2 separate regions of the Mus musculus genome follow, and region 1 is linked to region 2. A link is a contact called in ENCODE POLR2A ChIA-PET data. All regions are on one chromosome and are shown on one strand. Each heading gives the region's core, a stretch centred on a gene start or an enhancer-like site at or near the end of the contact. The rest is flanking DNA. Distances are from core to core; before and after follow the strand shown. Region 1 holds the start of Ryk (receptor-like tyrosine kinase). Region 2 has its middle 5.9 kb from the start of Gm46151.

The links. ChIA-PET counts read pairs that join two places held with the same protein, here RNA polymerase II (POLR2A).
Region 1: POLR2A ChIA-PET joins it to region 2 with 26 read pairs in Patski. The contact joins the promoter of Ryk here to the enhancer-like site in region 2. POLR2A ChIA-PET finds 5 or more read pairs at or near these places in 2 of 5 experiments (Patski and embryonic stem cell).

What each region holds. Positions count from the first base shown.
Region 1 is chr9:102,833,413-102,836,756 of GRCm38, forward strand. Ryk (receptor-like tyrosine kinase) reads left to right here and starts at 1,508. Exons shown (of 15, transcript NM_013649.3): 1 at 1,508-1,827. The coding sequence starts at 1,644.
Region 2 is chr9:102,782,806-102,786,162 of GRCm38, forward strand. No RefSeq gene overlaps it. Among named protein-coding and RNA genes, the nearest start is that of Gm46151, 5.9 kb to the left of the region's middle. Within about 2 kb of position 1,731, at least 1 of the 3 ENCODE cell types and tissues checked has a DNase peak (open chromatin) inside an H3K27ac peak, as active enhancers do.

The sequences.
Region 1 (3,344 bases), core at 258-2,757, 50 kb after region 2:
GTAGCTGTGGCCACAGGTGACTTGTGTTTTTCATCATTCACTGATGGCATGCTTTTGTTCAGTTCATGCCCACTTCCTGGTCTCTTCCTGCAGGGCACTGTATTCTGTGCTGGGGAACTGAAGCTTGACAAATTGAGGCCAGCTTGTCTCCAAATGGAATCCATCCCTCTCACTACAGGAGAGAGGGGGGAAAAATATCAAGATCCAACTATCCTCCTCTTCGGTCTCTCTCCCTGCCCTGGCAGGGGATACAGGTAATATCTCTCAGGGCCTGCGTGTGGATGGGCAACTGGGAGCTTGAAGCTAGGCCGGGCAGAAAGCAGCTGCTCTCCACAGGCAAGGAGGGAGGCATAAGGTCAGTGAACGGGTCACAGGGATGGGATGACCCTGTTCTGGAGGAAGTGAGAAGGGATGCTTGGGAGCCAGCCTGAGTGATGGCTTGTGGAGTAAGCTTGACTGGGGCTTCCCCAAATTCTTCATCAGAGTCTCTGGGATGTATCAGAGATCCTTAACCGGTTTAGGGAGACAAGGGCTTCCTAGAGCAAGGGATGAAATGTAAAAACCACTCTCCAGTATGTGAAAGCACCCATGCACACAGACAGCCATGTACAGCCATAAGCACACACTCACATACATTCCATGTTTTGGAGGGGGGGGCTGGCATGGACCACAGGTTAAAAGCCCAGATACAGGTTGATTTACAGTAAAGGAGAACTAGGATAATAAAAGTTCGTCACATGTAAAAATAAGCTTGCTGGGCATGGGTGGCACAGGCCTTTAATCCTGGCACTTGGGAAGCAGAGGCAGGCAGATCTCTGTGAGTTCAAGGCCAGCTTGGTCTACATAGCAAGTTCCATGCGGGCCAGGGCTACATAGTGAGACCCTGTCTCAAAACAAACAAACAAACAAACAAACTGTAAACCAAAATACAAAATAAAAAGTTTACTAAGGTTTTATGAGTTTTTTTTGTTTTTGTTTTTGCTTTCTGGAAAGTGTGTGGCATGTGAATTTTAGGGAACAGACATGCTAACTAGAGGCTGACCTCTGATGGTGGGATAAGGGAAGATTTCTACGTACCCGTCCCTTCTCACTAAATAAAACAGCATTCTTTTCTTTTGAGACAGCATCCAAGACTCAGGGCGCACCTGGGGAAGAATAAAGAGACCAACCGACTCTAGGCCTCAACGACTTGGGCTGGGGACTGGCTATATTAGCCTAGAGCCCTTCGCCTGGCCAGGGCACTTCATTATTGTTTTTGATTAGTTTGTGTCTCTTTAACTCATTTCCTTTATTCCTCGCGCGTTTCAGCCTGGCAAACAACGTAATGTTATTTATACCAACCCCTACGCGCGGCCCCCACCCCGACCTCAGGTCTGAGACGCTCTCCCGTGCACGCGCGCCCCAGAACCAGGCGCTCTCGGTCGGGCGGCACATGCGTGCGCGCCCTCGCGCACGGCGGGCACGCGCACGCGCGCGTCTCCGCCCGCAGCTCGCCCCCCCACCCCCTCCCGTTCCCGGGCGGCGGGTCTGAAGCGGCGGCGCGATGAGCTGGCCGGCCGCCCCCGGCTCGGGGCTGTGAGGCGCTCGGGGCCGGGGTGCGCGGCGGCGCGGCGGGCGGCGGACGCTCCTGCTCGGCGGCGGCCATGCGCGCGGGCCGGGGCGGCGTCCCGGGGAGCGGCGGCCTGAGGGCCCCGCCGCCGCCGCTGCTGCTGCTGCTGCTGGCGATGCTGCCCGCCGCCGCCCCGCGGTCCCCGGCCCTGGCCGCCGCTCCTGCGGGACCCAGCGTGAGCCTCTACCTGAGCGAGGACGAGGTGCGCCGGCTGCTTGGTGAGTGGCGCGGCTCCCGGGGCCTCGTGAGCCCGCGGTGCTGCCGCTGCGCCGCCCGCGCTCTCTCTCTCTCTCTCCCTCTCTGCAGCCTCCCTGCGCGTGTCACTCTAGGCCGCGGAGCTCCGGAGCCTCGGAGTCGGCGCTCGGGACACGGGTGGCCGCTCCTTAGCCTGCTGTGGGTGGCCCACAGGCCACGCCGCCGCCGTGCGCTTGCTTTCTGGTTAGCGAGTGGGGGGCAAGGTGAGCCGGGCGCCCTGAGTTGTGTGGCATCCTGCACACCTTCGGGCCGACCGGATCCCAAGCATCGGGGTTTGCCTTGGGTTCCTTGAGTGTGACCTGATGCTGCCGTTCCAGGCCACTTGCCTACTCTGCAGACCCTGAAGCGAGAGGAGAACTTGGCTTTGGGGTCCGTCGGCGGTGGTTCCGTTTACCTGTTTAGCCCGTTGTTTGGGGAGTCCGACTCTGCCCTCCGCTTGGAACTCTGTGCATTCTGAAAATCAGCCCTTGAAGGAAGGCCTGGCCAGCCATCAAAAGGAAGTCTCTGATAGTTAGGGATACCCAGCTTTTGCCGTCTTTTGTGCATTAAGGCAGTCCCTTCACTTTTTATCGGGGTGTTTTAGAGTGAAGTGTTGGAACTGGAAAGGTCTCCCCCTAAATATCCATTAAGTGTCACTTTTTTAGTGAGCGAGTATGCCTCCCCCAAGTGTGTGTGTGTGTGTGTGTGGTGTGCGCGCGCGTGTGTATGCGTATGTGTGTATTAGAGGAGGTTTTTTTGTTTGTTTGTTTGTTTGTTTGTTTTGTTTTGTTTTTCCTTTCCAGACAGGGACTTTATGTAGCCTGGGCTGTTTTGGAATCCACTATGTAGACCAGGTTGGCCTCAAGCTCACAGAGAGCCTTCTGCCTGTTAGAAGAGTTTCTTAGGGTCTGTTGAGAGAGTTTAGCCTCGGAATGAAAACTGCTTTTAGCAGACTGTTTAGACATAGTTGTATGTGTAGGTTTATCGGCTTTAACTAAAGAACTGTGTTTTCCTAACATCCTAATTTAACCTTCCTTATAGTCTAGTTGAATTAGCTGAATTTAGTCTAGCAGAATTGAAATGGCATCTGAGTTACGCCTGGAGCATGGGAGAAAGGCTTGGGAAAAAATAACGATTTGTAGTGCGGCTCCTAGGCGTGCTTTTGTAAGGGTTGTTTTTGTTGTTGTTAAAAGAACTTACGTAATTGTGACTTTATTGACATGTATTTCCTCTCCTGCCTTAGCCAGGATGGAAGTAGGGAGACAGAGATATCTGGCAGCAGACAGAGACGAGTACATGTGCCTACCGTTGCGTGTTAGAGTTTTGCTGTTACTTTTATTTATTTTGGTGTGTGTGTACCACGATGTGTTCTGTGGAGGTCACAGGACACCTTGAAGGTGTGGGCTGTCTTTCCACTATTAATAGGGGGTCCCAGGGCTCAAACTCATGTCATCTGACTGGACGACAAGTGCTTTTACCTGCTGAGCCATCTAGCTGGGGC
Region 2 (3,357 bases), core at 481-2,980:
ACTGGGTTTGTCGATGTGCCTCCTGGTCCCACTCAGAGATTCTGAGTCAGGCAGTCTTGAGTAGGGTCCAGGACTCTGCATATTTTGAGACTCATCCCCAAGTAATCCTGCTGCTGCTAGCTTGGACAGGAATGATAAAGGTGAGTTTGCATTCCTTCTCAGCAAATCCACCCAGTGTGAACTTCTCCTTTGTCAAGACTTGGACAAATCCCACAAGATTACTTTTTAAATCCGCTGTCCCTAAAAAAAGAATTTCACGGAGGAATGTAGTTTGGAGGAAGGCCCTCCCACTGAACAGGGATAGGAAGTGCACGGTAAACTAGGGTAGAGCTGGAAAAGCCCCACCAAGCAAGCCGAAGAACATGCTCGGGTGAACACGCTCGGGTGAACATGTGTCGACTCCTTTTCTTCAAGCCTCTTCCTTTCTGTACCAGGTGCCAGACGGTCCCGAGGCAGAACAAAGCCACAGAAGACAGCTGATATGAAAGGCTTTAGCCTTCATAGAACCAAAGTCCCCTTGGGTCATGGTTCGAGTGTCTGTACCTTGACTGCCAGGAACAGTCTTCAGAGTCCAGTTACCCGGGTCCTTGGCCCCAGACAAACTCCAAGAGTTGATAAGATAGGAAGGTCGTCTTCTTGGCTGTGGCACACACTTCCTCAGCCCTGGCCTGATTTTGCTTGCATCCCCGCTGTGACATGAGCAAGCACGCATGTCACATGTCACGAGCTGCTGTTAAGGTCAAGGCTCGGGGACCTTTGATATTACCTCAAGCTCATCAGAAATGAGAGACCTGCTATTGTTTCAAAAGGTTTGACAAGCTTGAATTTGGATGGTACACCTTGTCAGCACTGTCCTCGGTTCAGTGTCATTGCGTAGCTGAGAGGTCGGACAGGCACGGGAGTGATATCTTAGGCATTTTTCCAAGCTCGAATGCAGGTACTGGCGACACTGCATTCGGGCCCTCATTTCTGAAGATGCTTAAACACCCCTCCCCCACTTCCTTCCGTGAGGACTCCTTTAGTTACTTTGTGACACCCAGTCCTTCCAGTAAGTAGAAAGGGTGTATGCAATAGAATTCTGGTTACAGGGAGGTGACTCCACCGTCCTTCCACGCTCACTATATAGCATGCACTCTGCTGACCTTGTGACACAGGACCTCAGAAAGCATCAGTGCCAGTCTGGATAGCAAAGGTGTTTTGTTTTTTGAGACGGGGGTGGGGGGGGTGGGGTGGGGGGTGTGCCTCTCACATTTCTATCTCTAAAACTAACACAGTAAATACGTAAGTAAATGTTATACAATGTTCTTTCTCTTGCCCTTAACAGATCATTTTGCATACCCCCCAATTTGGAGATCATTGACATGGCTGGAATCTTCCTAGCCAAGGACACACATCTCTGAGAGCCCGCATTTCTCTCTCAAGAAGGGAACACACACACACACACACACACACACACACACACACACGTATTTAAAAAAAAACCAAAAACAAACAAACAAACAAAACACCTCAAAACCATTTGAGTAGGTCTCTACAACACAAAGAAACTCTGTCCTAGGAGAAAAAGTCGTGCTTCTACTTCTGGATCTGGGAAGCCACACTCCCATTATTCTGGGTCGGGTAGGTCCCAGACTGGGGGAAGGGAAGGTGGAGAGGGCACCAGGGCGTCTGAATTTGTGGAATTCCTTTGGACTCACTGGCAGTTCTCAAACTGCGTTCCTGGAGGGATAGTGGCTGTGTTGTTGGCCTGAGCATGGGGAAACAGCGGCCCCTGGTGGTGAAGTTATGAAATGCTCTCCAGGCACCGATTAGTAAGTCTTGAGTTTGTCTGGGGCCAAGTAAGTCTTAGTAAGGCTATCACGAGACATCTTGTCCTTCCAAACTCTGTAAGCACTTTCAGAGAGGCTCAAATGTCCTGAAAGATTAAAAAATGAGGGAACCATTTGTTGCTGTGCTCCCCGGTGGCTATCCTCGTAGCCTTGAGAGGTGTCGGAGCTTTTGAGGTTACTAATGTCAGCTACTCTGTGCCAGGAAGTGTTCACACAATCAGGCTGGAAGGTGTCCATGGTGAGGCTAGGGGCTCCTGCCAGCTTGAAGCCCCTCCTCCTCATGCCCCCTTCCTCCCTAGGGATTCTTTGCTCCCCCACCCATTGCCTCTCACCCTCTCATTTAGCTGAGCTGGTTTCTTGTTTTTGTAATAGTGGGTCTTGAACCCAAGTCCTCACACATGTTAGGCGAGCACTCTGGCATTGAGCTATGCCTCCTGCCCCCCCCCCCAAACTCACATTTAGCTTGCTTATCTCTCCACTAAAGCAGAAACCATCAGGACTCACATAGCCTTGCACTGAAATACAAGAGGACTACATAATTGCTCCTGCTTGGTTTCTGTTTTTTTGGTAGCTTGGAAGACAAACCCGCTACACTGTGACCATTTTCTTTTGGAAAGGTCTGATGTAGCCATTCCGCTCCGGCATGGACTGGGGTAGAGAATAGGCAAAGAACCACCCATTCCAAAAAAAGAAAACATGATTTCCAAAGAAATGCCCTGAAGCCAATTGATCTCCAAAGCCCATCTCCTTGGATGCTTGTGAATGCTTTTCCTTTTAGGGTTAGAGGACTGAAAACGGCTCACCCTTTCCCTGCCTTTTTCCTCCCAGGGACATGAGGACTGTCTCTCTTGGCTCCGACCTTTCAGGGAGGAGAGACGCAAAGGCTGTGGTAAACCCATGGACAAAGGATTTTTATGAGCTCAAAGGTGTTTCCAATTTCTTTTCTTCTTATTTTTTTAAGATTTATTTATTATTATACATAAGTACACTGTAGCTGTCTTCAGACGAGCCAGAAGAGGGCATCAGATCTCATCATGGGTAGTTGTGAGCCACCATGTGGTTGCTGGGATTTGAACTCAGGACCTTTGGAAGAACAGTCAATGCTCTTAACCACTGAACCATCTTGCCAACCCTCCAATTTCTTTTAGACTAGACATTAAACACCATTAACTCCAGGACAAGTGCAGGTACAGACACCATAATGGGCTAGTGATTCCACTAAGTATGTCATGTATTTATGTTGAAAAAAAAGGGGGGGGATAATTTGGCTTAGCGGTGGTGGTGGCCTTTAATGCCAGCACTTTGGAGGTAGAGGCAGGCAGATCTCTGTGAGTTCAAGGCCAGCTTGGTCTACAGAGGGAATTGCAGGATAGCCAGGCCTACACTAAGAAACAGAACCATCCCACTCCACCCCCAAAAGAAAAAAGTGTAATAGTTTAGCCAAAACTTGGAGACAAAACTATCCCAGTAGGACCAAGGGACCAGCCGTGAGATAAGGAAGAGGTGTGAATGCTAACTCTTTCCCTCT